4 separate regions of the Mus musculus genome follow, and regions 1, 2 and 3 are each linked to region 4. A link is a loop called in an ENCODE intact Hi-C map of the cell type or tissue named here. Cell type or tissue: left cerebral cortex. All regions are shown on one strand.

Region 1 (8,000 bases), 100 kb before region 4:
TGCTTCAGGCAGCTACGCTTCAGGTGTTTGCCATCTAAACTAGGTCAGCGTCCCACACATCACCTCCGAGGACTCACAGGGGCCTCCACACTGGTTGACGCTCTGGGCCACGTCCCCAGGGCTCCCTTCTCTCCCGCTGGTCCTGTCCCCTGGTCCTGACCTACCTTGCACCTCAAGCTTTGTTGTTGGTGTCGTGGGCAGGAAGGCTTTGTTTCGCTATTGGGATCTGAGCTTCATTTGACCGTGTCAGAACCGGAGAGTTCCAGCCCCACTCCCTAGCTTTTGCACACATCCATCTGGAGGGAACCACTGGGTTTGTCTGACTCTGTACTCAAAGCAATTCTGCAGGGTTTTTTTTTTTTTTTTTTTTTTTTTTTTGTGCACTGGAGGTAATTCTTGTTATGTGAACAGCATGAGTTGAACAGAGCTGCTGACCTACAACACATGTCTGTGATTCTGTCATGGCGGAACAGGGGCCCTGATGGTTTTCATCAGCATATTCTCATCCCTTCGGTCCTGTATGTGGTATTGTTGGACTGATAACTCTGCCGATGTGTCTTCACTCCTACAGTGAGGTGAGCTTGCTTAAGTAGGAAGATGATTTTCTTGTTGGGCTGTGACAGGCAGCTTATTAATTAGCAACAGGTGAAGAGCAGAGAGCAAACCCACGAACTTGGCTTACGTAACTCAGCCTTCTCCTGCAGGGTGAGCTGTCTCACCATGGGCCTCTCTCAAGTGAATCCGCAGGGGTCACAGATCTCCTGGCATCCCTAACAGACATCTGTCCTTGGCCCTCATCTATCTTGTTTGACTGGAGCAGGAAGGAATTGCATCTGTCCTGGAATGCAGTGTTGGCAGGCCTGGAACCAGGCAGAGAGAGTCAGTTAGCTGTGGGAGGGAGGCAAAGTGACCTGATGGTGAAGGACCGTAAAGTCCCATTCCAGTGCTCCCTACAGCCGGATTCCAGTGCTCCCTACAGCTGGAGAGAAGAGTCAGTGCCAAGAAATCTTTTTTTATTAATTAGATATTTTTTTCATTTACATTCCAAATGCTATCCAAAAAGTCCCCTATACCCCCACCCCTGTTCTGTTCCCCAACCCACCCACTCCTGCTTTCTGGCCCTGGCATTCCCCTGTACTGGGGCATATGATCTTCACAAGACCAAGGGCCTCTCCTCCCATTGATGGCCTACTAAGTCATCCTCTGCTACACATGCAGCTAGAGACACGAGCTCTGGGGGGTACTGGTTAGTTCATAGTGTTGTTCCACCTATAGGGTTGCAGATCCCTTCAGCTCCTTGGGTACTTGCTCTAGCTCCTTCATTGGGGGCCCGGGGTTCCATCCAATAGGTGACTGTGAGCATCCACTTCTGTATTTGCCAGGCACTGACATAGCCTCACAAGAGACAGCTATATCAGGGTCCTAGCAGCAAAATCTTGCTGGCATATGCAATAGTGTCTGGGTTTGGTGGTTGTTTATGGATGGATCCCTGGGTGGGGTAGACTCTGGATGGTCATTCCTCTGTCTCAGCTCTGAACTTTGTCTCTGTAACTCCTCCCATGGGTATTTTTTCCCCCATTTTAAGAAGGAATGAAGTATCCACACTTTGGTCTTCCTTATTTTTGAGTTTCATGTGATTTGCAAATTCTATCTTGGGTATTCTAGGTTTCTGGGCTAATATCCATTTATCAGTGAGTGCGTATCATGTGCATTTCTTTTGGAGATATCTTGCAATAATGGAATCCAAAGATGCAAAAGAACCAGGAATCATGTGGGCAGTCTTAGTTACTGCTTACCAGTCACATGTCTTTTTCCCAACTCTTCCCAAGGAAAGACACAGCTGGTGCAGGTCTAAGGAACACTTCTCAGTTGCCTGGCTAATTTAGCTAACTCAGAGGGAGCCCAGTGTCGTCGTCGTCGTCTTCTTCTTCTTCTTCTTCTTCTTCTTCTTCTTCTTCTTCTTCTTCTTCTTCTTCATCCTCTTCCTCTTCCTCTTCCTCTTCCTCTTCCTCTTCCTCTTCCTCCTCTTCCTCTTCCTCTTCCTCTTCCCCTTCCCCTTCTCCTCCTCCTCCTCCTCCTTTGTGTTTTTCTTTTTTCTTTTTTCTTTTCTTCTTTTCTTTCCTTCTTTTCTTTTCTTCCCTCCCTCCTTCCCTCCCTCCCTCTCTCCCTTCCTTCTCTCTCCCTCCCTCCCTCCCTCCCTCCCTCCCTCCCTCCCTCCCTCCCTCTCTCTCTCTCTCTCTCTCTCTCTCTTTCTTTCTTTCTTTCTTTTTCATTTTGCATTTCCCTCAGTTTAAACAAAGACGGCAGATTGAGTTGATCAAATTCTACTCTAGCCTGGCTCTGCACCCTCCTCCCCAAGGTTAAAGGAACACATATGATGATGTGCATAACCCAGGAAGCACTGAACTAGATGACATAAACTTTGTCTATTTCTGCAAAGGATGTTACATCCAAAAGCCACAAAGAGACCATTAAGCAGCGAAAGGGTGTGAGATATTTAAGCCCTTAGGCCACCTTCTTCCAGAACAATCCAGGGTTAGGAGAAACGACCTTTCCAAAGGAAATACCCAGGAATTCATAGCCAGTCACCACTGGTCCCTAAGATGCCTCTCACTACTGAATCTAACCAGTTGGCACACAGCCGAATAAACAGCAGTCTAAGCCCCGAGACTCGGGGATTCGGACTTGAGAAGGCTCAGCTTGCATTGACCCCAATATTGCTGAATTCTTTCCAGGTGGCTCCAGCTTTCTGATCCCCTCTGTGGCCTCCAATGCCGCTTTGAGCATCCTCTCTTCTGAAGCCGATGCTCAAAGCTGGTGTGCTGTTTCTACATGCAAATGGTTGGTTCCTTCTCTTGTGAAGCAGACACGTTTCTCTGTAGAAACCAAGCTGCTGTTTTCATACTGTCTTTTTCTGGATGCAACAACAGGTGATTTTTCTTCACAGGTTCTGCCTCTGCCCTCTACTCTCACTCCAGTCTCTCTCTCTCTCTCTCTCTCTCTCTCTCTCTCTCTCTCTCTCTCTCCACACACACAGGCACTTCGCCATTCTCTCCCACTCGGATATTATAGCATTAAGGTCACACCTCTGGACGACTATCACCTGCCACCTCCCTGCCCCAGCTGGTGGCTGTGGCCTACTTTAGACCATGTCGCAGGGTAAGGATGTTTCCCGTCCCTGGTCTTGAACTCCTGCTGTTTAGCCAGTGATGTTACCTGTCGTCTGTCCTGGGGGGAGGAGGGATGAGATAATGAGAAAAGTGGGATGATGGGATAGCCTTGGTTTAGAAAGTATTCCTTATGGGAATACTCATTTCCTTTCCTTATAAAAATACCCATCAGTGATTTTTAAAAAATCGGTGGGGAGGGTCTGTAGCTATAGCTGATCCTGTATTTATGCTCTTTGATGGTCTTTCCCCACCCCCACCCCCCCTGAGTAGCTCTGGCTGTCCTGGAACTCATTTTGTAGACCAGGCTAGCCCTGAACTCACAGAGATCCACCTGCCTCCGCTGGATTTAAAGGCATGTGCCACTACACACAGTCTTTTGCTTTATTCTGATTTTTGTTGTTGTTTGTTTGTTTGTTTCTTTATGGGGCATATGAGTCTGGAGCTGTGGCCCAAACTGACCTTGAAGTTACAGCAGTCCTCCTGCTTCTGGCTCCTGAGTGCTGGGATTACAGTTATGAGCCTCCTCTCCAGGTTGTCTTTAAAGGTTTGGACTATAATCACTACAGCCAAGGATCAGAGAAGAAAGGTAACCTTGGCTGCTCCCAAGACAGAACCTTGTGTGTGTCTTAGCTGGCTATGGTAATTTGACAGTGTCTAAATATTGTCTGAAGAGTGGAGCAAGTCCAGATCCTGTGATGTCACAGACCTTGACTGAGTTTCGAGATGGGATTCTCGGTAATAGTAGCTTATCTTGCAGAACATCTTGAATTAAAAAAAAAAAAGTTCTGATATTGGGCACAGTGGCAGACACATGTAATGGCCACACTGGGGAGCCAGAAGCAGGAAGATCAGGAGTTTGAGGCCAGCTTGGGCTCCATGGAATCCTGTCTTAAAAACCACCATCATCGATACCACTACCATCACCCAAAAGCAAACTTAGAATTCTGAGATTAGACAAGAGAAAGCCTGTAAAAGTATTTTGACCACTACAGAGAGAAGCTGTCATGCCTGGTCCACTGGAGTGCTTACAGCCACTCCACAGGGTCTGGGTGACCCAGGTGACTTGGTGCAAATGTCCCGAGAACCTTTTCCTGGCTCTCTGGGGCTGCCCATGGCATCTGGGTTAGACTCAGGCCAGATGATGTCAGCTCTTACCTAAGACTTACTCATGGAGCAACTCTGGAGGCTGGGGTAACAGAGCCCAAGGTTTGACTTGGGAACTGATTCAAGGACAAAGGCCTCTGTGCCATCTGAAAAAATCCTGGGAACCAGTCCCTGTTGCATGACATTCACAGCTCACATCTGGTGTTAGGAAATCTACACTTCTGAGCCAAGGATGGTACCCTGGCTGGACACGAGGGTGTCATTGACAAGATGCTCTGTGAAAGTGTGGCAATCCAGCCAGCAGCTGACAACACACAGAAGAGACACTAAGGGACTAATGGACACCTGATGCCACTCTCTTGTCCTAGAGGGGACCCCACCCCCATGGGGCCAACCGTAGGGTCATCTCAGGTCAGGTTGAATTAAAATCATGCAGAAGCAACTGGGTGGAGAGATGGCAAAGAGAAGCCTCTTGGCCCAGCATTTTGCCAAGCAGGCTGGTCAGACCAGGCCAGGCCTTCTGGCTGGGGCTGGAGCTCACTTGCTCACATGGCTCTTCTCCAAAGCAGGGAGAGGCCAGTGGAGGCTGGGTGCGGTGCATGCCTCTCCAGGGCCCACCAATGAGGTTAATCTCAACTGCCCCCAGCAATCAGCTTTACCAACAAGAGTAGGTTTGTAGTGTTCACATAAAACTCTCTTTTAAAAGTACTCACTTCAAGCCAGGTAGTGGTGGCACTACCTGGTGGCACTCAGGACGTAGAGGCAGGTGAATCAGGTGAGTTTGAGGCTAGCATGGTCTATAGAGTGAGTTCCAGGACAGCTAGGACTACCTAGTGAGACACATTGATATGCTTATTGACATTGCTAGTATTTCAGTTTTGCTTATGCCCTAGTTCTAGGAGAGACTATTTCCGGAGACTTCCTGGTATTCTGGCAGACTTTCTGGCTCCTCTTCCCTGAGCCAGAGACTCAGGATCTATGATGTAGACTAATGGGAGGTGGGGTCCCCAGGATCTGTTGATCTCTGCATCATAGATCCTGAGTATCAATGTGGAAGGGGGAAACTTTTTTGAGCCCTGGTCCTAGACAAAGAACTGTAGCCAACTAATGACTGCAGGGAGAAGAATTAGTGTCTCTCAGAGATGAGCCTCCTTATTGGTTGTCCAGTGTAGAGTGGTCAGCCTCAAAACCATATAGACATCATCAATAAAGATGGACTCAGAAGGCTGTATTTGTGTATGTTTGTGTGCATACACACAACTGCATTCTCATGTGGATGTGTGTGTGTGAGTGTGTGTAATAAAGAATTGAAGGCTATCAACTTGAGGGTGGGTGGCATGGGAGGGGTTGGGGAGAGAAAATGGGGATGGAAAGAGACGTAAATCTATTTCAATTAAACGCACACGCACGCACGAGCGCGCGCACACACACACACACACACACACACACACTTAAAAGTGCCGACTTTGTTTCAGATTCAAGGAATATATTTCTATGTTTCCAAACCAGGGAAATGAAAGCCAAAGTTCTTTGAAGACGTCTAAAGCAAATGACAATCCTTCAGCGTTTCCCATAGGGGCTATTAGGCCCTAGGCAGCTTCTGGACGTATCTTTTCTATTCTGCATGCGGTGTGCTTGTGCTTCCAAGTAGATGTGGTGTACTGGGTTTAGGGGAGGCTTCTGGGATAGCACAATCCAATGGATGTGGAACAGGATTCTAGGATGGTCCCTTTTCACCGCCCCGTGGAGGTGGTGAAGGTAAGGAGAGCTCGGAGGCTCGTGGAAAGTGAGAACATGTGTGATTTCTCAGTCTGCTGGGCTGAATAGAAGGCCCAGCACCAGCCATGCATGCTGGAGATGGGAACTGGACCCACCAAGATTCCTTTCGAGAATGCTGAGGGCCACAACGTGTTCCTTCACACCCAGGTGCAAAGGCAGACTCTGGGAGCACACACACATACTCACACACACACATGCGGGGTGGCCAGGGTGATGTTTCAGTCACAGTACTGACATCTGTTGAGTATTTACTATGCCCTAGGCACTGTTTCAGCACTAACTTAGTTATCCTGAAGTAGATGCTGTTAATACCCTCATCTTACAGGTAAGAAAATAGAGGCCTCGCCAAGGCTAAGAAATTTGTAACAAAGGCATCCTTGCAGAACCCAAATCTAATCAGTTTTCCAGGCGGGACTGTTTGCTTTTGAATTCTTTTGTCTTCATACTCCTCACGGTATGTCTGGGTTCTCAGGTCAATCATTGGCCTAGCACATTGTATACTCTTACATCCACATACATCAGTCTGTAGGATTTCTTTCTAAAATGGTCCTAGGTAGTAGATACATTGTATAGCATCAACTCCAGGATGGACCTCACACATCTTTTTTCTAGGTCACATGGCTAGTTGGTAAGGAAGTACTTAGGGTTCCCGATGTAGAATAAATGTTTCTTCCGTTGAGTCACGGGGATTCAATTCCATGTGATGTGTGGGAACTGGAGCAACAGTAAGAACCAACACTCAAATTACCGCCTCGGAGACTTAAGGCTCAGGATTACTCACCTTGAACTGCTAAGAAACAGAATGGAGCAATCCTATCTCAGTGCTTTGGGGTTGTAAGGGCGGATCAGGCCTGGGTCCCCACACTTGATAGGTATTAGCTATAAAGACACATGGGAAAATGAAGACACAGTGACACAGCTATGCTTGGTCCTAGAGCTCCTAAAGTTGGCTCATGGGAGTGCCCTGAAGAAATGGGACAGTGGTAGCCCTTCCTGAGAATGTCCTGTCTTCCTGGACTGCTCTGTTTTGGTGTTTATTTGTTTGTTTGTTTGTTTTGTTTCTGTTTTTATAAGAACCTTACATTCTTTTTTTTTGGACACAAAAGGGTGTCAGAGTCTAAACATCTTCAATAAGTGGGAGCCTTCTTTAGAAAGAGTAGCTATAGCCATCTTCCTGGTGGCTAGCTTTTCTTGGCCTGGCATATGGATTGTTTTGGGGCCAGGGGTCGTCTCTGTTTTGGGAGGTCCTGATCAGGGGTACAGGAAGATTGCATTCGATATGAAGGACATTAGCCAATGGAATGTGGCTCAGAGTCTCCTGGCTACTTTTCTCATTCCTTTGAGAAAATAATAAGAGGAATTTAAGGAAGGAAGGGCTTAAGGGAGCATGGTCCGTCATGGTGGAGAAAGCATGGTAGAGGGGACATGGTTTAGTCACATGACTTCAAGGGTCAGGAAGGAGAGAGAGATGGTGCCAGCTTGCTTCCCCTTCCCCTAAGCCTGGGATCTGAACACATGTATGTCTGTGTTCAAGGTGAAACAACCACATGGTGGCTCACAACCATCCGTAACAAGATCTGGCACCCTCTTCTGGAGTGTCTGAAGACAGCTACAGTGTACTTACATATAATAAATAAATAAATCTTAGAAAAAAAGAAAGGAAAAGAAAATGCTGACTAAGCCAGTACATGACTTTAATCCCAGCACCCGGGAGGCAGAAGCAGGTAGATCTCTGTGAGTTAGAGGCCAGCCTGGGTCTACAGAGTGAGGATAGCCAGAACAGGCAGGGATATACAGACAAACGCCCTTGTCTTGGAAAACTAAAACAAAGAGAGAGAGAGAGAGAGAGAGAGAGAGAGAGAGAGAGAGAGAGAGAGAGAGAGAGGAAGGAAGGAAGGAGGAAGGAAGGAAGGAAGGAAGGAAGGAAGGAAGGAAGGAAAGAAAGAA
Region 2 (8,000 bases), 310 kb before region 4:
AAAGAAGAGAGACAGATGCACAAAACGTTTAAATGGATTGTCTTATTGTAGAATTTTCCTCATCTGACATAAAGGTGACAATAATTTAAGAACAAATTTAAAACAGTGAAGAAAACAAGATTTAAAAGTGAGCTTTCACTGGGCAGTGGTGGCGCACGCCTTTAATCCCTGCACTTGGGAGGCAGAGGCAGGTGAATTTCTGAGTTCGAGGCCAGCCTGGTCTACAGAGTGAGTTCCAGGACAGCCAGGGCTACACAGAGAAACCCTGTCTTGAAAAAGCAGAAAGAAAAAGTAAACTTTCTCCTTGTCTCCTGCATGCATGCCTCAGGCACTAGGTAAAACCACCATTACATATATAGTCAACTTTTTCTCAGAACACTGGAAGATGGATGTAGGAAGAGCTTACAGCAAGATCCTGTTTCAATAAACAAACACCACCAACAAAAAACAACTGTTCAACTCTTTTCATTTAATAAATGAAGATAAATTTTAAAAATTGGGCTGGGCAGTGGTGGCACACGCCTGTAATCCCAGCACTTGGGAGGCAGAGGCAGGTGGATTTCTGAGTTCAAGACCAGCCTGGTCTACAGAGTGAGTTCCAGGATAGCCAGAACTGCGCAGAGAAACCCTGTCTCAAAAAACCAAACCAAACAAAACAAAAAAATTGATGTAAAAAGATTATGAATACTCTGCCTTCCTTTTTTTGTTGTTCTAAATTCAAAGATAGGGTTTTTCCTATGCAGATCATAGGATTATAATACTATAATACTATGTAACCCAGGCTGGCCTCTAATTATTTTCCTGTCTTAGCCATAACCCCCAACTTTAATGTGGTAATAGCCAAGATTTTTTTTTAGATTTATTTATTTATTTATTTATTTATTTATTATATGTAAGTACACTGTAGCTGTCTTCAGACACTCCAGAAGAGGGAGTCATATCTCAGGATCGGATGGTTGTGAGCCACCATGTGGTTGCTGGGATTTGAACTCCTGACCTTCGGAAGAGCAGTCGGGTGCTCTTACCCACTGAGCCATCTCACCAGCCCCCAATAGCCAAGATTTAACAACTGTGGCATAATAATAATCACTCAATAGCTTATATTAGCAAATGTTAGAATATGTGTTGACCCAAGTAGATTCATTTAAACTCAAATCTAGAGGCTGGGCATGGTGGCATACACATTTAATCCCAGCACTCAAGAGACAGAGGCAGGTGGGTCTCTCTGAGTTCCAGGCTAGCCTGGTGTACCGAGAGAATTCCAAGATAGCTAGGGCTACTCAGAAAGACTCCAATCTTGAAAAACAAACAAACAAAATCCCAAACAAACAAAAAAGTGGAATTAGACTTTATAGAATTGCTATTCCTTCAGAGAGAATACAAATGTTTATAATTATTGCTCAATGCCTTTCAGAGAGAAGCAGATTAGAAGAATATTTCTCTAGCATGAAAAAAAGCTCTGGGTTGTATACATAGTGAATCTGTGGGAGGCCTGGACTGCAGAAGTTCCTGTGGCAAGCAAACACAGGAAGATTGAGGCAGAACAATATACTGTGTAGTAAGACTGAGGCAGAACAATATACTTCACTGTGTAGAGTTTCTATTTTCTTGCCAGAGATTTTTGTTGAGACACTATAATTTTAAATATTTGAAAATCAACATACATATAAATTAGTAGTACTTAAGAGTCTTTGCTTTTAAAAAGGGGGGGAGGGGCTAGAGATATGGCTCAGCAGTTAAGAGCACTGACTGCTCTTCCAGAGGTCCTGAGTTCAATTCCCAGCAACCACATGGTGACTCACAACCATCTATAAGGTATCTGATGCCCTCTTCTGGTGTGTCTGAAGACAGCCACGGTGTACTCGTATAAATAACAAATGAATCTTTTTTTTTTTTTTAAAAGAGTCTCATGCTTTATTGACCAAGAAGGACTCCTTTAGAGAAAGCACTCCACACCTGAATCCACACACAGCAAATGAAAACGGAGATGAAATACACGTACCTAGGAACTTCCTCTTTTATGTGTAAAATTTCCAACCCTTGAGTATTCCAAGTAGTTACGATGTAATGTTTTTTGTTTTTTGTTTTTTGTTTTTTTTGGTTTGTTTGTTTTTTGCTGGTTGATAAAAAGAACTTGGGCTGGTGAGATGGCTCAGTGGGTAAGAACACTGACTGCTCTTCCTAAGGTCATCCCTGAGTTCAAATGATGAGTTCAAATCCCTGCAACCATATGGTGGCTCACAACCACCGGTAATGAGATCTGACTCCCTCTTCTGGAGTGTCTGAAGTCAGCTACAGTGTACTCACATATAATAAATAAATAAATCTTAAAAAAAAAAGAACTTAGCTCTCTTTTTAGAGTTGAATTTTGGCAAATGCAGAATTCAAAGGCAGATTTTAAGCAACTCAGGGAGACTGATACGTATTGAGTGGCTGAGCTGTAAGGTTTTAAGTAAAAATTCACACACAACTTTTAAAAAATCCAAAGCACTAGAAGGGAAAAATAAATTTGTGCTTCAGATGCAAGAATTGTCTCGGCTCAGTATGCTTGCAAACTTTTACAGTTTTGCCACAACTTTAACATTGCCAGAACCCCTTCTCCACAACCCTATCCCTTTGTTTCAGCAAACCCCCAAGTACTCAGATCAAACTAACAAATTAGTGACTCAGTGCAAAAAGGAGAGGTATTATGCAGACTCCCCGGGGGAAGTCATCCCTTTTGAGGCCCGTGATGCAATAACCATTAGACATAACTGTGGAGTAAGGGTTATTTTCACACTGGTCTTAGTTTAATTACCTCTGTTGAGCCTTAAAGATCACTGAACACAGACTAGGCCAGGTACCCCAAAGGTGGCGACCGGGACAGCAGCGGTTAAATTTTACGGACTTTCACAGAACGGTCTAGTGTACCTGTACTTAGGTTACGGTCGCTGTCAGTTCCTAGATTAAAATGAAGAGGTAAAAGGGTTGGGAGAGGTTAGGAGGACCCACAGGGTTCAGGAAAGGGGAAGGGGAGGGGAGGGAGCAGGAGACCGCCGGAAGGCCACAGGTTTATGGGCAAGATCCCGGCGTTCCCATGGAAACGTATCCCTCCGCTCCGCTCGCAGAGTCTCGCTCTAAGTTCCCTCCGCCCCGCCTCTAGGCTGTTTCCGCCCAGCTTCTTTGTGCCGCGCAGAACGTTGACACAACGCATGCGCAGAAAAAAAGAATCCCCGCCCGCCGCCTATATAAGCGCGACTCCGGCCTCTTCCTTGTAGTGCCGCCGGGATTGCAGGCAGAGGAGGTTGCGCAGCCGCTTCCGTGCTACTCGCGCTGTGAGCATTCCAAGCTAGAGCCGAGTACACGGGCCGGCCATCATGTCACGCTACGGGCGGTATGGAGGAGGTAAGCGGCCAGGGCCCCAGGGGAGGACGGTGCTGCCCGCCGACCGAGCAGAGCGGGGCCGCAGGGGCGGCGCGGCGGTTAGAGACGGTTATTCCGCGTGCGTAATGGCGGCTCCTGCGCACGCTGTACGAAGCCCGAGGCCGCGGGGGCGGGGAGGAGGAGGGCGAGCGGGACTGGAGGGCATGTGTGCCGCTTAGGGCCCGGGCGCTTGGCGCCTTTTGGTCTCTCCTGGACAGGCCGAAGCCTGGCGGGGTCGCCGTGGTGGCGTTGGCCATTTCTCCGCGCTGCCGCCCGCCTCCACCACCCCACCCCCCGCCCTCGGCGGCGGCGGCGGCTGCCATTTTGAGCACATTGATGACCGTGGTGGCGCATTTCCTCAGCGCTTTCCCGCCACTGGAGCCGGGGAGTGATGATGGGCGTTAAGATTCGGGTTGGGCTGGAGACGGAACGAAACCGGCAGCTGCGAGCTGCGCGTCGTCCAACAATTGGTCGGCATGAGGAGTAGCGCGAGGGGAAGACCGCTGCAAGCGGCGACGGCTTTTTTTCTCTCTCTTTTTTTTTCCTTCGCCGTTTCGAGCGTGGCTTCTGGCTCTGGGGCGGGGACTCGGGTGAGCCTGCGCCTGCTGTGGAAGCCGGGAACTGGCTCGGCCCTGATCCTCGCTGTAGACCTCTCCGCAGGCCGGGCCGCCGGAGCCCGCGCGCTGTTGTGCCCGAGGCTGCGGGGACTCGGGGGGCGGGGCGGGCCCGAGCCGGGCCCCACCTCCACCCCGCACGCCTCAAGTCTACCATGCTCCCGCTGCAGTCTCCCAGGGTTTCCTTCCTATAAGAGCGCCAGAACTTGGTCGCAGGTCTGGCTTTCCAGTCTTTCACGCTGTAAGATTTAGTACTTGGTGAAGACCTCTAAATAAAGGGAGCCAGACCTGGTGGTGCACTAGCTGCCTCAGGGAGGTTGAGGCCTGAGAGTCGTTTGAGCGATGTATAGCTAACATAGTTGTAGGGTGGCTCCGAGTAGATCACTTAGCTGGCTCAGAGTCTCCAAAACAAAACGTGTACGTTGCACAGCTCTTTAAGGATGGTCTGTTTTAAAGAAATGAATTCCCTATCACACGTTGAATAACATTTGTTCTGTTTACATTTTTTAAACAGAAACCAAGGTATATGTTGGTAACCTGGGAACTGGTGCTGGTAAAGGAGAGTTAGAAAGGGCATTCAGTTACTATGGGCCCTTAAGAACTGTGTGGATTGCCAGAAATCCTCCAGGATTCGCCTTTGTGGAATTTGAAGACCCTAGAGATGCAGAGGATGCAGTTCGAGGATTGGATGGGAAGTAAGTGGGTTGTTTTTCAAATTTCTTTAAAATATTCCCTCGGGCTGGATAAGTAATCTCGGTGCTAATCATAGACTCTCTGGGGGTGGACCTTATTTTTGATAGTGTCTCTGGCCTATGTTGACCTGGAACTCACCATATAGCTCCGGTGGTGGTTGGAGCCCTCATTCTGTCAGCCTCTCACATGCCTTACCCTTCAGGCACTGGATAACTTAAGATTTAGGACTAAAGGTGGAATTGGCGGGGTTTTGTAAACAAAAGACTAACCGTGTAGAGAGAATGAGCAGTTGACATTTTTTTAATAAATTAATTTTTATTAGATATTTTCTTTATATACATAGCAGTTGATATTTTTAAATCTAGAAGTCACATGTGTATTCTAACATTAGCATTTTCTTATGTTTTGTAGAGTGATTTGTGGTTCTCGAGTGAGGGTTGAACTATCAACAGGCATGCCTCGGAGATCTCGTTTTGATAGGCCACCTGCCCGTCGTCCCTTTGATCCTAATGATAGATGCTATGAGTGTGGTGAAAAGGGACATTATGCTTATGACTGTCATCGCTATAGCCGACGAAGAAGAAGCAGGTATTTAATTAATGAAGGAATGGTTGGTATTCTAGTTAATCAAAGTAATTCTTTTATTAGCAAGGCAGAAACTAGTGTTTTTCTATAAACTTGAATGTTAATTGTACAGGTGTATTTTACAATTTTTGTTTAATTAAAAATGTTACTATATTAATAATCAACCTGGTCAAAACCTTTCAGGTTTCTTCGTTTGAGTCAGTCGCCTTGATTCAGAATGTCACGAGCCTTATGATATCATGCTGAGGCGCCTTGCAAATCCGACAATTAAGATCCTCCTAGACCTTGAGGTGATCAGCATAAGAGGCCAGATCCCCTCGAGTCATCTACACCTAGCTTCACCTTATTCTTTAAAGGGCAGAAAATTTGAGTCGGTGATCGCCGTAACAGTAAATTTGGCTTACAATTGGGGCCCCCTCCGCTTTAGAAAGAGGAACACCAGATTGACCACATTCCCAACTAGAAAAATCTTCTTGCGTCAATCAAGCCTCATCTGGCTCTTTTGGCTGTCAGTTTGATCGTCGTTAGATTGAAGAAAACATCTAGATGCAGCGATCGGCTATAGATACTTCTAGATCATCTAGATCTACTAGACCTACTACTAGACCATGGGCCAAAGAGGGTCGACCTGCAAACTTGCAAGGTTTATTTTAAATACACATTATGGCGTTTTATATTTTGTAATTCTAAGTTGTAATTCAGCTTTTAACAAATCTTTTTTTAGGTTAGTAAAAAAAAAAAATTTAATAGGCCCAGAGTTTTTCCAAATGAGATACTAAATTTTAAATAGTCTTGAGATTTGATTTCAGCAGAGGTACACAAACACTAAAACTGAGTTATCGTCTAATATGTTGTATTTTTCTAACTTAAAAAATAGGTCACGATCTAGATCCCATTCCCGATCCAGGGGAAGGCGATACTCTCGCTCCCGCAGCAGGAGCCGAGGACGGAGGTGAGAAATTTGTAAAATTCAAATTTTAACAAGTGGGAAAAAGTAAGACAGATGGGCTTAAGAACTTCTTTAAATTTTAGGTCAAGATCAGCATCTCCTCGCCGATCAAGGTCTGTGTCTCTTCGTAGATCAAGATCAGCTTCACTCAGAAGATCTAGGTCTGGTTCTATAATAGGATCGAGGTATTTCCAGTATGTAGCACATTTTTCCTGCTTACTAGTAGATGGATTGTCGTAGCTTTAGTTATCAAGACAGAGTTTCTCTGTGTAGCCCTGGCTGTAGACCAGGCTGGCCTTGAACTCATCCACTTGCCTCTGCCACCTAATCACTGGGATTGAAGGTGAGCGCCACCACTGGATCCTGGCTGGATCGTCTTGTCTTGGTGACACAGTGAAGTATCTTCATTCAAATGGGGTGCTTCAATATTAGGGTGTGCACACCTGTACTCCTAGCACTTAGACTAAATAACTTGGACCTGGGGATTGGAGGACAAAAAAGGTACATGCCCCATCTCAAAACAGATTTTTTAAAAGTAAATTATTTTAGCCAGATAGGATGCTATCTCCATGAAGAGAATTGTGACAAAGCTTGCCATCAAACCTGATAACTTGCTTAAACTTGGAACCAATGTAAAGGGAGGAGAGACCCAATTCCCCCAAATTGCTCTCTGACTTCTAGAGATGGTGACATTACCTTCTCTACATATACTCTGAATAAGTGAATGTAAATTTAAAACATTTTTGGAAAGAGTAAGTTTGAGAGTAGGAGGGAGCCAGGATCTGCCTGCCTCTTAATCTGAGTGGACTTTTTAGTTTAATAGACAACATTTTTTTTGTGTGTGTACCCCTAGCTGCCCTTGCTCTGTAGACCAGGCTGGCCTTAAACTTGAAGGGATCCATTTGCCTCCACCTCCCAAGTGCTGGGATTAAAGGTGTTTTGCTATTACCACCTGGCCTGAATTAGGGGTTACCCTTACATTTGGATTCAATGTATTTAAGTCAACTTTACTCCTATTCATTGTAAGAAGTCCTTAAAAGGTTATAACATGTTTTTTATAAATAGGAATTTCTACTACAGATGAAGCAGTTGTGTGTAAAAGCCACTTCACTGCTGTTTAAAACTCATAAATTAATCAATTTGAGAAAGTTACTGAACCATCTCTAGATAGACTTAATTATAGGGTCCCAAGGTTTTTTAAAAGATTTATGGCCAGTCTAACTTGGCTTGACAAACTACGGACCTTTAACTCTGATAACCAGACTAAAGTCAACTTAGTAATTGGATAGAACCACTTGATAATTGTGGTATAAGAGTTTGAAGATGGGGCTGTTGTGCCTCCATAGAAGTAGTGACCAAATTGTACATAATGGAAGTAGTCATATGAAATAGTGGTTCTCTGTGTATTTGAAATCTCCCTGTTGGATCATCTGTGCTACATTGGATAGACAGAAGGCAAGACTTGTGCAGCAATTGTCTCTACTCTTTTCTATCCTATCTATCCTATCTGGGAAGGTGCTCTGTTATAAAGGCATGCTTGTGTAATTGTGTCCCCTTTCCTTTTTATTAAGATCCCGCTCAAGGTCGAGATCAAGATCCAGGTCTATTTCACGACCAAGAAGCAGGTAGGGTCAGACTATCCGATTTAGTGCTCTTATAGTTAATTATATAGCACCAATATCCAAAGAGTTCAAAGTGTTGAAAATTATTGAGAAATGGGTGTTAGCCCAAAGCTTGGATAAGTAGAAATATCTGCA
Region 3 (8,000 bases), 120 kb before region 4:
AATACTGGGGCAACTCACTGTTATTCCCTCAGCTTTTGTAAATGTATGACATTTCCACATAAAAATTAACCCTTCAAGTCCCAGCCATGCAACTTTCTTTTGTAGGAATGAATCTTCTGTTCTTTTCTTTTTTAAAAATTAATTAATTAATTAATTAATTTATTTATTTATTTATTTATTTATTTATTTATTTATTTATTTATTGCTAAAGAAATAGTTGTCTTCAGATACACCAGAAGAGGGCATCAGATCTTATTATAGATGTTTGTCACCCACCATGTGGTTGCTGGTAATTGAACTCAGGACCTCTTTGCTTTTGTTTTTTGTGTGTGGATTTCTTGAATTTGTGGTCAGTCTGGTCTTCAGAGTGAGTTCTAGGACAGCTGGAGTTACATAGAGAAACCCTGTCTTGAAAAATAAATAACAAAGTTTGGAGCTGTGACGAAAGGATGGACCATCTAGAGACTGCCATACTCAGGGATTTATCCCATAATCAGCCTCCAAACGCTGACACCATTGCATACACTAGCAAGATTTTGCTGAAAGGACCCTGATATAGCTGTCTCTTGTGAGACTATGCCAAGGCCTAGCAAACACAGAAGTGGATGCTCACAGTCAGCTATTGGATGGATCACAGGGCCCCCAATGGAGGAGCTAGAGAAAGTACCCACGGAGCTAAAGGGATCTGCAACCCTATAGGTGGAACAATATGAACTAACCAGTACCCCGGAGCTCTTGTCTCTAGCTGCATATGTATCAAAAGATGGCCTAGTCGGCCATCAGTGGAAAGAGAGGCCCATTGGTTGTGCAAACTTTATATGCCTCAGTACAGGGGAACGCCAGGGCCAAGAAGTGGGAGTGGGTGGGTAGGGGAGTTGGGGGGGTATGGGGGACTTTTGGGATAGCATTGAGCTGGTGAGATGGCTCAGCGGTTAAGAGCACCAACTGCTCTTCCAAAGGTCCTGAGTTCAAATCCCAACAACCACTTGGAGGCTCACAACTATCCGTAACAAAATCTGGAGGCTCACAACTATCCGTAACAAAATCTGATGCCCTCTTCTGGAGTGTCTGAAGACAGCTACAGTGTACTTACATATAAATAAATAAATAAATAAATAAATAAATAAATAAATAAATAAAATTTAAAATGTGTGTTTAAATAAATAAATAAATAAATTTAAAAATGTGTGTTTAATCTCACACACACACATACACACACACACACACACACACACACACACACACTTCTTTCTCTGTTGTAGGGTATCCACCAGAGGTAAGCTCAGACACAGATTTAAGCTAATAGAAAGTCTTCATTAGCAGGCCAGCAACTACATTAAGTGTTTGGGATCCCAATGTAACAAAGAGCCTTCCTCATGGTGAGCTTTTTTCTTTAGTTGTGAAGATTTATTTATTTATGTATATAATGTTTTGCCCGTGTGTATGCCTCCTTGCCAGAAGAGGGCACCAGATCTCACTATAGATGGTTGTGAGCCACCACGTGGTTGTGGGACTTGAACTCAGGACCTGTGCAAGAGCAGCCAGTGCTCTTAACATCTTTCCAGCACTCAGGTTGAGCTTTTAAGCACACACAAAAACAAACAACAAACAAACAAACAAACCATGTTCTGGGTTGAGATACTTCAGTTAACAAGGACAGTTAGTTAGAAGTGGAATTATAGAAGCCAAAGAGCAAGGTTAGTGCACGTAGACTTTCCCACAACTATGGACTTTATTTAAAAAAATGTTTTTGTTTTGTTTTTGGAGACAGGGTTTCTCTGTGTAGTCCTGGCTATCTTAGAACTCACTCTGTAGACCAGGCTGGCCTGGAACTCAGAGATCTGCTTGCCTCTGCCTCCAAAGTGTGGGGAATAAAGGTGTGTGCCACCATGGCTAGGAACTATGGAGTTTGGTGGATTAGGTCTGTTTTAGTTCTGGCAGGTGGTGCTCTGTACCTGCTGAGTTTTACAGCACGAATGGTCCTAACATCATGTGGTCAGCTGTGTTAAGGTCTCAGGGTCTATTGAGGTTGAGGGTCCTGTTGCATCCCTGCCCTGTTTGAGACAGAGTTTCCTATGTACCCCAGGCTGCCACTGGTCTGGAATTTGGAGTGCTGGTGTTCTGCCTAAACCTTAGTTCTGGAATTACAGGTTACAGGCATGTGATAGGACTTCCACCTCATTTTCTTAAACAGCAATCTCTGTTGCTACTCGTGTTCTGGATATTCAGTGCCGTTGTCGCCTACAGCTTTCCCTGTGTGTTTCTAAGTTTCATTTTAAAAAGGAAGGAAGGAAGGAAGGAAGGAAGGAAGGAAGGAAGGAAGGAAGGAAGGAAGGAAGGAAGGAAAAAGACAGAAACAAGCAAACAAGCAAACAAACAAACAAACAAACAAGACTTATTTTATGTGTCTGAATGTTTTGTCTAATGTGTCCGTGCAAATGGTGTGTGTCTGTTGCCTGCAGGCATCAGGAAGGAGCACCCTCTGGGACGGGAAGCATCTGTAGATGGTTGTGAGTCACCATATATGTGCTGGGAATTGAACCTGGGTTCTCTGCAATAGCAGCAAGTGCTATGAACCTCTGAGCCACCTCCCCAGTCTCCTCTAAATTTTTAAATTGATCTGGGAGTGTCAAATGGATTTTTTTTTCTTTTAACCTTTTCTTTCTCTCATTAGACGATTATCTTCCGAGTCTGCCTTTACCCCGTTGGTGTGCCTCCTGCAGTGAAAGCAGGAGACCCTTTCCCTGGTTCTCTGCTGGTGGCTGTGTGGCGCCACCTGTTGTCTGCGAGCACCGGAGCCCGAGCGTGCGCAGTCTCACAGTGGCAGTTTAGGATAGTTGACAGGCCAGTGCCCTTGGCGTCACTCGTACTGCAGGATCCCGGGTGCTCCAGCAGGCCCCTGCAACGCTCAGCTCAGGTGCTCTAGGGACCAAACTCCTGGGGGCCTTTCAGTTACAAGCCCAAGTTCATGACCCGGGGACGTGCTTTCCGCCCCGGGGCTCAGGGCGCGGGGCAGAACTGGGCAGGGCTGCAAGGTCCAGTGTGGTGCAGGGCAGCTGGAGGCAGCCCCTGAGCCAAGCCAGCTACGTTGTCCAGGGCAAACTCAGCTGAGAAGGGCGTGCGTGCCTTTTGCCTATGGGATTCCCTTAACATCCCTAAGAACTTGAAATCAATGTGTTAATGCATATAGTCCTCTAGGTATTTTTTTCTTTGCATTCTTGCCTTTACAGTAGTATGCGACAGGTGTGACAACCAAGGAACTCAGTCTTCAAATAAGCAACGCGATTAGAGTGGGGGTGGGCTTTGTTTTCATCCTGAAGCTGGCAGATAAACCCTGCTCCGGGACGCTGGAGGGGATGACACAAGGTTGTGGTAGGGTGTTGTGTTTATAGGTACTCCAGGCGGGGCAGTCCCACCGGAGGCTAGGTCATCCCTTTCCTGCTACAACATACCAAGAAGATTAGAAAGGCTGGAAGAACACGTGCAGGGTGTGGATGCAGGGTGAATCCACAGAACTTCAATAGCTACCTGAAGGGAAGGTCTCTCTGGGCATATATACATATTATACATATTATATACATTATATACATATTACACACTGGCTATTCTGTATTGCTTTACAGTTGAGCAGACTCTGCTGGGGACTCAAGCTTGCAGGCCAAAGGTCACATGCTACACAGTAGCTCCTGTCACTCGAGGCTGGTTCTGGATGCCCCACCAAGGGCAAGATAAGATCCTTCACTGGGATCTGTCTGGAGAAGGTCAGATAAGGACCAAGCCCTTGGAGGCTTTTCTGATCAATGTCTAGATGGGTATACTGTGTGAATAGCGTGTCACAGAGCTTAACGGCATGTCTGGCTGTGAAGAGTCATGTCGAGGAAAAACTATTGGCAAATTTGCATCTGAGCAGGAATCTTCCTAAGGGAGAACAACTAAGCACACAGGCTCTACAGTATAAGTGCTGTAGTCTCTTGGGTTTGGTGAGGTAACTGCTTTGACAGGACCCAAAGGTTAGGGGTCACACCCTAGCCTTATTTATCCAAATAAATCCCATTCCTTCTGACTTCCGAGATGTATTAGTGATTTTCCTCATTGATATGATAAAAGACCCAGCCTATGGAAGGAAAGGTTTATTTAGAACTGTGTAGAGGCAGCTCAAGGCGGCTGGTCACATGGCAGTCACAGTCCAGAAACTGAGACAAATACTGACGCTCTACTCTGGCTCCTCCCACCTCAGTCAAACCTCAACACAGAGATGCCCAGGGCTTTGTCTAAACCCCAAGCCATCTCATGATGCTAAACCTTGCTTCAGGATCTAGATTTAGCTTTGTGTAGGAAATAGCTTTCCGTTTTAATCCGGTTTCAGTGTGAACCAAAAGAAAAGCTGGTTCAGAAAGATAATGCGGCGCTGTGTATGCATGTTTTATTTTTATTTTTATGTTTTGATAAGACCAGAGGCAGGAGCTTCCCGTAGAGAGAGAGGGAGAATGCAAATCACATTGGCTCAAATCTTAGTGCCCTTGACCATCCATCCTAGCTGCTTAACTAGAGTGAATTAAGGGAACCTCGAGCGTCCCCTAGTGGCCAATGTATGCCATGACTCTAGTAGAGTCATGGCTAGAAAGAAGTGTCGCCGCTCGGTCAATCAGCACAGCTTGGAAGAAGCACTCTAAAACACAGGGCCGGAAACCAAGACTATCAGAAGGCAACAGGGAGTTTACTTTAGAAGAAATAAAATGTCCAAGGACAACCACCTTTTTAAGTACATACGGACGATGGATACGCAGATGCTTTGTGTGAGATTCAGAACCAAAATTGGGCTGAGGGAATGAATTCCTGGAAAGCAGGTGTTTGGAGATTAACACTTGCTCCCTGGCCAGGCCGTGATGGCGCACACCTTTAATCCCAGCATTTGGGAGGCAGAGTCAGGAGGATCTCTGAGTTCGAGACCAGCTTGGTTTATAAAGGGAGGCCAGCCGGTGAAACCCTGTCTCGAAAACCAAACCAAACCAATACCAACGAAACCAAAACAAACAGTAGCAGCCCCAGCAGCAGCCGCAGCAGCAGCAACACCACCACCACCACCACCTTGATCCAAAACTTCACTCTCTGGAAATAAAGACCGTGTGAAAATGTCATGGGAGAATTCCAGGCAGACCCCTTTTGCTCTGCAGTCCCCAGCCCCAGGCTTTTAAGGGAGAGCCCTGGTTTCAGTACTCTGCTGCCAGTGGTGGGGTCTCTGATGAGATACATTCTGCATAGACTCCAGTGTGCTCATACTCACTGCACATCCTTTAAAAAGTCTGTTGCTTCTAGAAATATTTGAAAATATTAGGATAATTTGAAATATTTTGTCAAATCATATTCTGATTCGTGGCTTAAAAGACAACTGTAGGATTGGAGAGATGGCTCAGCGGTTAAGAGCACTGACTGCTCTTCAAGAGTTCAAATCCCAGCAACCACATGGTGGGTCACAACCATCCGTATTGAGATCTGACTCCCTCTTCTGGAGTGTCTGAAGACAGCTACAGTGTACTTACATATAATAAATAAATAATTAAAGAAAATGACAACTGTAGGACTGGAGAGATGACTCAGCATTTAAGAGCACTGACTGGGGGCTGGTGAGATGGCTCAGTGGGTAAGAGCACCCGACTGTTCTTCCGAAGGTCCAGAGTTCAAATCCCAGCAACCACATGGTGGCTCACAACCATCTGTAACAAGATCTGACTCCCTCTTCTGGAGTGTCTGAAGACAGCTACAGTGTACTTACATATAATAAATAAATAAATCTTAAAAAAAAAAAAAAAAGAGCACTGACTGCTCTTCCAGAGGTCCTGAGTTCAATTCCCAGCAACCACATGGTGGCTCACAACCATCTGTAGTGAGATCCAGTGCCCTCTTCTGGTGTGTCTCAAGACAGCTACAATGTAGTCACATATATAAAATAAATAAATACAAAAAAAAACCCAAATAAACAATTTACAATGAAAATACTTTTTAAAAAGATTTATTAAAGAAGACAACTGTAGATCCATATTTATCAGACGAACAAGATTAAACAATTTAAGAAAGATTTATAGCTAGGCATTGTGGTACATACCTTTAATCCTAGCACTTGGGAGGTAGAGCCAGGAGGATCTCTGTGAGTTCAAGGTCAGTCTGGTCTACAGAGTGAGTTCCAGGACAGTCAGAGATAGGAAGAGAAACCCCGTCTCAAATAAAGATCTCTCTCTCTCTCTCTCTCTCTCTCTCTCTCTCTCTCTCTCTCTCTCCTTCCCTCCCTCCCTCCCTCCCTCCCTCCCTCTTTCCTTCTTCCTCTCCCTCTTGTAGTTAGTGTGTGTGTGTGTGTGTGTGTGTGTGTGTGTGTGTGTGTGTGTGTGTGAGAGAGAGAGAGAGAGAGAGAGAGAGAGAGAGAGAGATTGAGGTCATGTCCATGGAACCCCGAATAGGGTGTTGATTTTCCTTGATTCACCCAGTGTAGATGCTGGGATCCAGATTCTATAGAAGCAGTAAAATCTCTCAACTGCTGAGCCATCTCTCCAGCCCCAAGATTAAGTCTTCTTTTTAGAGTACTTGTGGAAGTGGTGGGAAAATGGGAGCTAGAACCACGGATCTGGCCTCTCTGGCTATCATTTGAACAGAGTTTGTGAATCTTGCCTCCAGTGACCTCGGTTTCTCACCGCCCTGAGACTCTTGGTTTAGTTTTGGGAGCCCCATGAATCCTTCCGCTAAACAAGTCTCTGTATTGATGACTCCCTTCCCAAAGTGGTTTGCCCTCAGTACAGCTTGGGCTGAGCCGTTGTGTCCTTTGGAGATGAGTGTTCCTTCTGGCAAGGACTAGCTTTGGAATAACGGACTGCCCTAACGTTACGGATGCACTGCAGAAAGCCTGTGGTTGCCTTAGAGGCTCTAAGTCCTCAAGGGCAGGAAACAGGGACTCATTATTCCAAGTTTCCAGGCAGCTAATAAGATTTTTCACCCTGTGGGCATTTGATAAATATTGGATGCTGGCTCCTCTTCTCCGTGTCTGCCAGGTCCCATCATCCCAGGAGTTTGTTTCATTTTGTGGCTCCTTCTCTAAGCTCAGCTTCAGGGGTCCTTTTGAACTTAATGAGCAGATCTGAATTTTTAGGTACCACGGTGATAGTGCTGTAGAAATAAAGAGCAGGAAGGTCGGGCAGAGAAAGGGTGGGTCCGAAATGTCTGCGGGCTGGAGACAGCGTCCTAGCACCGCTGATACTTTTTAAGCCCACAGGGCTATCCTTGTCCACCCTTCCTGCTTTGGTCCCCTCCTCTGATAATATAAATGCTTTCTACTCCTTGTACACACATGCTCTTTGGGTCTGAAGAGGACTGTAAGCTACTACTTACTCCACACATGGTGCTAGGGACACACCATCTCCCTGCCATTATCTATGTGAGGACAGAAAAACGTTCACCCTGGTTTTACTGATAAACGTTCCCCTGTCCTATCTGCATGCAGCCCATGAGATGAACAAGGTCTGAATTTTTGCTAATTTTGTAACATGGGCCACAGATGAAGTTCTCTTCCTGAACTGATAGCTATCTTAAACAGCTCCTCACGGGTACCTCTGAACTGCAGGACTCTCGTTCAGTTTGCTTGTACCAACCCAAACACCATCCCCGAGAACGGCTGCTCAACTGTCTCCATCCTACCCAAAGCACATGGAGCAGGCTGATCTCAGATTGAGTCAGACACAACACGAAGCAGAACCTGGCTGTTTAAGGACGTGCTCCCATCTGGTTCACACAGTGCTCCTTGCCATGTGTCTGATCTAGCTAAATGGCATGCCTACAGATCCAGCAACTTCTTATCTTGGGACCTCCGCCTCTGCTTCACTCTCTCACCGGAGCATTGATTTTTATTTTACTAAATCTGAACTATCCTTGGAAGGTCAGATCAAATGTTGCCTCCTTCTCCAAGATCTAGAACCCTTTGAACTTGGAGTCAGCCAAGCCCCTTTTCCCTTTTGGAG
Region 4 (8,000 bases):
GCGAATTTCTGAGTTCGAGGTCAGCCTGGTCTACACAGTGAGTTCCAGGACAGCCAGGGCTATACAGAGAAACCCTGTCTCAAAAAACCAAAAAAAAAAAAAGTTATTCCAAGATGCCAAGTTGTGTGTCAAATTGACATAAAAACTAGCCAACACAATTGCATCGTCTATATCTCTATAAACAGGTTTATTTTTTTTTTAAAGTTCTGATTTTCAGTGGCTTTTTTCCTGACTTTGAATAAGATTAAGAAACAGGTATGGTCCAATATTATATTTGTAAAGTACTAGGATTATTTGAATTTTCTTTACTCTCCTTTTCAAAACGATTATCATTAATTTTAAATACTATTGAGATTGTCTGCAATTTTCACTTCCATTTATAGTCTTTTTCTTTTGGATAAAAATAGGTGGTTGCAAAAGTTAGTGTTATATACAAAAAGGTACACTCTGAGAAGTGTCATTCCACCCGGCCACAGGGACGTGTAATTCCTTCTACCATTGGAATGCATGTTATCACTTCCTAGTTAGCCTTCTTAGATGTCTTTTTGAATAAGCAAATAGATACATGTATATTTTGTTATTCCCTCATCATACCAAAAAAAAAGGAGCATGCTACATACTTTTTTATGTAATTTGCTTTTTTCCTCCCTGTAAGAGTTTCTCTTGGAAATCGCTCCCGATTAATTCACAGTGTTTTTTTCTTATAAGAGCTTCAAAGTGATCCATTATGAGGTTTTTTTTTTTTTTTTTTTTTTTAGACGGACAGAGACCCGAGCTGCACGGGCTATGGCCGAGGCCAGGCAGGCCGGGGTAGGAAGGGAAGATGGTAACTTGGAGACAGACAGACCCGGGGGCAGGGAGACACACGGAAGCCGGGACCGTGCCTCTCGGTCGGATGCAGACTCGGGCTTGGTCCCTGGTGGGAAGGAAGAAGGAAGAAGGGAGGGAGGGAGACAGGGGGACAGAGAGACAGACAGAGACCCATTATGAGTTTTTAATCACAGTTTCTTGAGCTTGGACATCTCGTGTTCAGTCTTTCGCAGCTGCAGGAGCTGTGACAGTGGACAACCTTGGACATAACATGTTGTGCCGTTGGGAGTCAGAGACTTAAAGTTTGGTGCTTAGATGAATGGACAGAAATGCAATACAGGCTTTGTGGCTGTTTGGAAAAGCACAGGGCCATACTGCTCTTCACTCTCATCAGCAACTCGTGAGAAGAGGGCTCTGCACGTCTTTGCTAGGTCAGTGTCATGGTTAAGTTTGAATTTTTGCCAAGTTGTGTGTGAAGAAGTTGCTATTTATCATTTTAGTGTTTCTCATAAAGGCAACTTTTTATGTTTGAGGGCCATTTTTAGACATTTTAAGTGACTTTGTGAATGTCTTCTGCCCATTTCTTATCCTCTGAAATTAAACAAAGTTCAAGTTGCCAATTTGGCAGTGTGTCTTTTGATGTGACTCATGCTAACTGCAGGCAAGACAACAGAATTTTTGTGGATTACCCATGAGTTGCACCCTGTAGACACTCTCAATATGCAAGCAGGGCTCTGGGACAGTGATAATAGTAGGAGGTCCTCTGCTGACCTTTCCACAGGGCACCTGCTACTGAGGCCAGCCAGGCCACACCTGCAGCACCGCAAGCCCGATTTACAGATAGATTGTTTTACAGATTCGATGGCTTACTTGTAAAGTACTTTAAGCAGTGCCCGGAACAGGAAGCATTCCATAGATAGAAGATCATAGTCTCAGAATGGTGATGTGATCCCGTGAAAATGCTTTAGCCTAGCACAGTGGAACCTGGAAGTTTAGAAGCATTGGGTGAATCAGTAGGGGATTCAGACTTTTAATTCATCTATTTACCAACTTACCCATTCTTGAACACCCCACAAGGGGAATGAGCCCCATTTTGTTTGTCCGTTTTAATCACTTGTGTCTTTGATATCCCAGAACAAGATGACTGTGTGGAATCAAAGAATGAAGGAACCAGTGATGGACTGGAGAACGAGGCAGAGAAACAGAAAGAAAAATGGCAGACTTCACATTGTAAAAGCCTTTGTCAACTACAGTTTGGCCTTTACCCTGAGCAGAGCAACCCTATGATCCTATTTGTATGTTAAAAAAAACAAAACAAAACAAAACTCAAACCTTCGGCTGGGTGAAGAGTCTACAGGAGAAGGGAAATACTTTGTTACAGGGGAGTGGGGGAGATAGGAGGTTGAATGAAGATACAGGCTAGGGTGGTGCTGGAGAGGAAGTGAGTTAGGGAGAGATCCAGCAGTCACAATGACAATAGAAGATTTGTTGGGTGGAAAGAGGAGAAAGAAGTCTGGAATGTGTCTCTTTGGTTTGAATAGAAGAGAGGTAACTATAATGAAGGTGGCTTTTTAAACTTGGATTTGACCGTGGGTCAGTGTTCATTCTGTGACGACCTGAGTTAGGTTTCTCTATATTCACTGGATCCAGGAGGTGTGGCTCTATCTGGGGTGCTGTAGCAGAGCTGATGAGATGCCAGTGTCTGCGAGTAGAACCCCCTCTGAAGACCAGTTGGCCAGCAGCACAGCTTTGGGAATGACTAACTTTCCCAGGATATCTGATAGGGTGTGCTCAGTGTCATGTAACCACTGACAATAAATGGGATTTTGGTCTTTGAAGGCAAAAATCCTCATCTTGACATCTTCTTTCATGCCCAAGCACCTGCACACCGCGGAGTGTACAATCTCCAATAGTTATCACAGAGAGAGATTATGAAAGAAAATCTAAGGTCAGGCGTGGGGGTCCATGCCTTTAATCCCAGCGCTCAAGAGGCAGGGGTAGGCAAGCTCTGTGAATTTGAGGCCAGCCTTGTCTGTAAAATGGGTTCCAGGATAGCCAAGGCTTATACAGAGGTTTATACAGAGAAACTATGTCTTGAAAAACCACCACCACCAAACAAAAAGAGAAGAAAAAAGAAAAGAAAAGAAAAGAAAAGAAAAGAAAAGGAAAGGAAAGAAAAGAAAAGCAAGCAAGCAAGCACACCTACTATCAAGCAAGTCCCTTACTAGGTTGCTCAGGAAACATGGGAGCAGCACACAGAGTTAGTGCAGAAGGAACTCACAATCTGTGTCTCCAAAGATAGAGAACAGGTGACTTAATCCCCAGACAGTTCAACCAAAGCCCATCTGGAATGATGCCCTCCAAAGTTTGATGACACTAACGGTTTTTTTCTAGAGGTTTTGTGGAATTAAAGGTTGCAAAGTATAGGCTTAAGAGGTTGGGGTAAGACAATCATTTGGACACCTGGGCTCCCACTTTTTCAAGAGAAAAGGATTTTCTCCTGCAGCCATGGTTGTGGTACAAATTCATGAGACTAAGAACTGTGTTCCACAGCTGCCTCCACAGGTTGACGTATCTGTTATAAAGTTTCTCGAACTTTCTACATGATGCCAGTGGATCCCCAGAAGAAGGTTCATCACAGTTAGGAGAGGATGTATTAGAATTCCTTCTCTGATCAGAGCGGTATTTTTTTGGGTTTCAGATATGCATAGTTGAGAGGGTAAAGTAGCCTCAGAAGGCGATGGGGAGCCAATGCAAACAAATTGTAGGATAGTGGTGGAAAGAGAAAACCTTTCTGTGTAGGGCCAAGATATCAGGAGAAGCCAGGCACTGGCTTCGCAGGGAAGAGGGCTGGGGGTAAGAAAGCTAGGAGGGAAAGGATGCGAATGTAACCTCACGTGCAGAGTCAACGTTAGAGATGCGAAGAGAATTGGGAAAGGAGGGACTGGAGATGCCTTCTCCGCCCTGCGGCAAGGGGGTGTGGCCCCGAGAGCGGGAAGGTAGGGACGGGATGGCGCCGGCCGCAGTGGGGGTTCCCCAACTCTTCCTTAGAAGTCTGAGAGCTGCGGAGCTCCGCGGCAGGTTGGCCCGGGCGGAGGAGGAGCGAGGGCGCTGATGGGCGTGGCTGGGCGTGTCTGGGCCGCGCAAGTCAGAGGGCGGCGCTAGGACCCGCAGGCCGCCCCGCCGGCTCCCGGGAGGTTGATAAAGCGGCGGCGGCGTTTGACGTCAGTGGGGAGTTAATTTTAAATCGGTACAAGATGGCGGAGGGGGACGAGGCAGCGCGAAGGCAGCAGCCGCAGCAGGGGCTGAGGCGCCGGCGACAGACCAGCGACTCGAGCGTCGGAGTTAACCACGTCTCGTCTACGACCTCCCTAGGTACGGGCCGGAGGGGCCGAGGCCACGGGGGGCCGGGAGTCGGGGAGGCTGCGGCCGTTCGGGCTGGCGGGCACCGGTCGCCCGCTGGGGTCGAAGACCGCGGCTGGCTGGGCTCGGCTCGGCTCTGGCCGCCGCGGCCGCCCGTTCGCTCGCACGCTCGTTCGCTCGCTCGCAGGGCCTAGCGGCAGCCGCGCCCCACGCTCCGCCGCGCGGCCTGAGAGGGCGGCCCGCGGGCCTCGGCTCTCCCAGCTGCCGGGGGAACGGGCAGCCCGGCCCCCTGCCCGCCGCCGCCGCGTGGCCGCCGCGGTGTCCGCCCCGACCCAAGGGGGCGGCCTTGAGCCGGGGCCACGGGGCCGGGACGCGCGGAGGTCGGCGGGCGGTACGGGATCGGTCACCCGGCGGGCACTCACTGCCCTGGGTGCCTGACGCGGGCCGGGAAGGGAGGGACGAGCGGGACGCGCTGGGCCCCGCGGTGGCGGTGGACGCGGGAACCGCTGGCACCTGGCTGCCAGGTCGCAGAGCTCTCTCCACACACACACCACACACACTCACACACCCTTCCTTCCCGATGGGAGCCGCAGTCCGCAGGCCAGGGCTGGGGCCCGGGCTCAGCTTCAGCTTCACCAGCTCTTGGCTCCGCCGAACCCATTCGCACGAGTTGTGCGTGGATTGGCCAGGGTTGCAAGTGTTGGCTCCGGTTGTCAGACTGGGGTTAGGAGCCCTGGGGCTGCGAGTCATTCGCTTCAGGCTGAGAGTGTCTGGTTTGAAGTCACCTGATCCCGTCGTTCCTGGGTTTTGCTGAATGTGAGCTCCTACTGTATGTGTGTGTACATGGCGCCCCTACCCCGTCGAAGACGCAGTTGCGTTGGCAGCGCGGTGTTGTGTGTTGCTCTCACTCACAGCACCCCTATTTTTAGGAGTGTAGCATTTGATCTTTCACCGTGGTGCGAATTGAACGCACGAAGTCCTTATTGAGAGTTGCGATGGTTAAAGGCGGAAAAGTTTTTCAAAGGCTTAGAAATCGTAAGGGCTTAGGGTTAGATACCTGAGGTCAAGATAAGCGTAGAGTAAACACACCGGGTATGAGATCGCTTTTGTATTTCCTTTTCCACAATCTGATAAAGGCTTTACTGGATAAAATTTAAAACATTTTGATTAAATATTTACCACAGACACTTTATAGAAAACTTTAATTTACATTTCACCATTTATGGTAGCTCTTGGACATATGTCAGAGGTGAGGATAACTTAGAATTTTCGAACGAGAAAAAGAAATGAGGTTTGTTAACCTGTCAACTACAAACTCTTGTCAGAACTGTTTACAGTGGTAGCCCTCTGCCCTTGGAAATACTTCCAGAGAGGCTTTTTAAAAACCTTAGGTGGCTGATTTGTTTTGGAATCCGTGTGTGTGTGTGTGTGTGTGTGTGTGTGTGAGAACAGTTTGAGATGTAGTGTCAACATACTTGATGTATGCAATAGGAAAAGCATAAGTTTGATTCAGTCATGGGTAAGAGCATGTTTTATGCTATTGGACACTGAGAAGAGATGAGAGAGTGTCTTGGGACTATCGCCTTTGGCTACTTTGTGGTTTCTTTCTTCCACCCTTCTCCACCCCTTTCTGCCACACTTTCCACCCCCTAGATAAGAGAGAGGAAAGAGATCCCTGAATAAAGTCAGGGGTGGGAAAGGGGCAACTCTATCGTTAGACTACTTCCTGCTGATTAGGGGTGTCCTTGGGGCAAGTTTGATCTTCGCTGTCAGGATATGTAATTTTTTCTTCTTGTTTCTTCTTTGTGCCCGACTACTTAACAACAACAAAGGACCATCAACCCACACTGCCTCCTTTGGCTCTAGCATTTATATACTGTCAGGAAACTCCACAGAATTCCAACTAACACACAATCACAGAAACTCTGCAGCTGGGAAATCCTGGTCAGTGGCTGTGGACAGTCTGAAGCAGCCCGGTGTCCCACACCTGTGTGGACAGTCTGAAGCAGCCCGGTGTCCCACACCTGTGTGGACAGCCTGAAGCAGCCCCGTGTCCCACACCTGTGTGGACAGTCTGAAGCAGCCCCGTGTCCCACACCTGGGATTCAAGTGAAAACGTAGTCTTAAAATACTTTTGTGTTTCTTACAGAAACCAAAACTCCAAAATTGTCATTATAGACTTGATAAGTAGCGCTCGACTACCATTTGTTAACTGTTCTGCCGTTGCTCATAGATCTCGGCCTTTCATTTGGTGGTCATGTGTGGAAGACTTTCACTTAACAGCCATTCCTATCAAATGACTTCTAAGGCAGGCCCGACACCGCCAGTTTGCTTCTGAGTCACCTGCATTACAAACTAAATTGTGTGCTTGTGTGAACTCATGTAGAAAAAGAAAATACCCCCAAGACATTTCCCTCCGTGTGTGGAAGATCAAACCGAGGGTCTTCCAAACATCAGGCTAAGTGCGCCTGCCTCCAGAGTGGATTTAGGATCCAACACTCCATGGTTGTATGATTGACCTTCTAGTTGATAGGATTCTAGGAGTCTTTCTGTCGGTGCTCAGTCTGTTGGGTGACGTGCTTTGGAAATTCTGTGGACTTTTTACGGGGAGAGGGAGAAGCTGCTGCTTACAGTAAAGGGATTGTTACAGGGAAACAAGGCAGGAGAGAAAATGAGACTGTAGCTGTAGGTGGGCCCCACAACGGTGCACAGGCTTTCAGGATTTTTATTGTTTTGTTTCTTCTTAAATATTTATTTTTAAAAATGTGTGTGTGCTTGCATGTGTTCGTGTATGCTCTGAGTATAGGTGCACACAAAGGCCAGAGGGTCAGATCCCTGGAGAGAGAGTTAGGGGCGGTTGTGAGCCGTTTTATGTGGGTTTGGGAACTGAGTGTGGGTTTGCTGTCTTCACTGAGCCATTTATTTCTACAGCCTTTCTTTTTTAGTGTGGCTTTTAACTTTATGGTAAAATTTCTGATTATTCCCCAAAATAAAATTGTGACACTTTTTCCTAGATAACTAACCTTTCTACAGCTGGAACTGGGCAGCTCCCTAGGGTGACTGAACACCAGCCAGGGTGATACTGCTGGAGTAGAAGACACTTTAACTGTGAGGCACACTGACAGCTCTTGTTTGTGCTCAGTTTCGACATAGGTTTGATGTACAAATGGGAACAAAGCTTTTTCAAGTAAGCTCTCAAAAGCCAGAAATATTAGGTGCAGAAGTAGGAATAACTTTTTAAAATGTTCATTTAATGACTTTATAAGGAGGGTTTTCTCTGGGCAAAGAACAGAGGAACAATTTTTATTCCTTTTCCTTCTCAAGGGCGGTAGCATTCTGATTTTGTAGCCATTTGAGGGTTTTAGATCCCAGGTGTGTTGCTTCAGAGAAGTCGGTCACTTTATTTACGTTTTAACCTTAAGGAAAATAGATTTGGCCACAGAGTAGTTAAACTTCATTTCACAATGAATTCATTTCTGAAGTTTTGTTTCATCTCCTATTCTCTTTTGCCACCGAGATAGGAACCTGAACGCTGGGTGACAGGTCCTATTTGTTACTTAACAAAATACTTTAAAACCCCTGCATTTTATTTCTTAAAGCTCGCTCTTCTGGGGAGGGAGTTCAGTGCTGTTCCCACTGGAGGGCGAGTGTGCTGTCTCTCCAGTTACTGAAGCTTCTCAGTACTTGCTCCATTTCTCACCAGGTTTAGAGGAGGTGAGGGCCATTCGGTGGATTGCCACATATGATTGATTAGATATGGCTGACTGCTGTGGGAGTGAAGTCAGTGGGCTGGGCTTTCTTGTTTGCTTTCCGTGTCGCGCTTAAGA

The links. A loop is a pair of places that touch in the nucleus more often than their neighbours do. Peaks named below come from ENCODE experiments on the same cell type or tissue, not always from the same donor. Only the 100,000 strongest peaks of a DNase experiment are listed, where the experiment ranks them.
Region 1: a loop joins it to region 4, with 2.2 times the contacts of the local background. A loop is called at or near these places in 27 of 42 quality-filtered maps.
Region 2: it touches region 4 in a loop (2.2-fold over the local background); 7 of 42 quality-filtered maps call a loop at or near these places.
Region 3: a loop joins it to region 4, with 2.2 times the contacts of the local background. A loop is called at or near these places in 20 of 42 quality-filtered maps.

What each region holds. Positions count from the first base shown.
Region 1 is chr17:79,991,914-79,999,913 of GRCm38, reverse strand. No RefSeq gene overlaps it. Among named protein-coding and RNA genes, the nearest start is that of Gm41625, 14 kb to the right of the region's middle. In left cerebral cortex, CTCF peaks have their summits at 3,993 and 7,623 (motif pointing left); a DNase peak (open chromatin) is centred at 4,768.
Region 2 is chr17:80,202,559-80,210,558 of GRCm38, reverse strand. It overlaps Srsf7 (serine and arginine-rich splicing factor 7), which reads left to right and starts at 3,254. Exons shown (of 8, transcript NM_146083.2): 1 at 3,254-3,384; 2 at 4,531-4,711; 3 at 5,121-5,297; 4 at 6,172-6,246; 5 at 6,327-6,437; 6 at 7,815-7,868. The coding sequence starts at 3,357. It also overlaps a transcript of Gemin6 not described here. In left cerebral cortex, no CTCF peak of the experiment used is centred here; DNase peaks (open chromatin) are centred at 3,181, 3,735 and 4,038; H3K4me3 peaks cover 2,685 bases; H3K27ac peaks cover 1,903 bases.
Region 3 is chr17:80,014,176-80,022,175 of GRCm38, reverse strand. No RefSeq gene overlaps it. Among named protein-coding and RNA genes, the nearest start is that of Gm22215, 15 kb to the left of the region's middle. In left cerebral cortex, CTCF peaks have their summits at 1,464 (motif pointing right), 2,771 (motif pointing left), 4,590 (motif pointing left) and 5,796; DNase peaks (open chromatin) are centred at 2,766, 4,569 and 7,738.
Region 4 is chr17:79,892,094-79,900,093 of GRCm38, reverse strand. It overlaps Atl2 (atlastin GTPase 2), which reads left to right and starts at 3,971. Exons shown (of 13, transcript NM_019717.3): 1 at 3,971-4,185. The coding sequence starts at 4,068. It overlaps Gm41625 (a long non-coding RNA gene), which reads left to right. Exons shown (of 4, transcript XR_876985.3): 3 at 1,034-1,241; 4 at 1,945-2,005. In left cerebral cortex, CTCF peaks have their summits at 3,823 and 7,795; DNase peaks (open chromatin) are centred at 3,998 and 4,921; H3K4me3 peaks cover 2,506 bases; H3K27ac peaks cover 1,745 bases.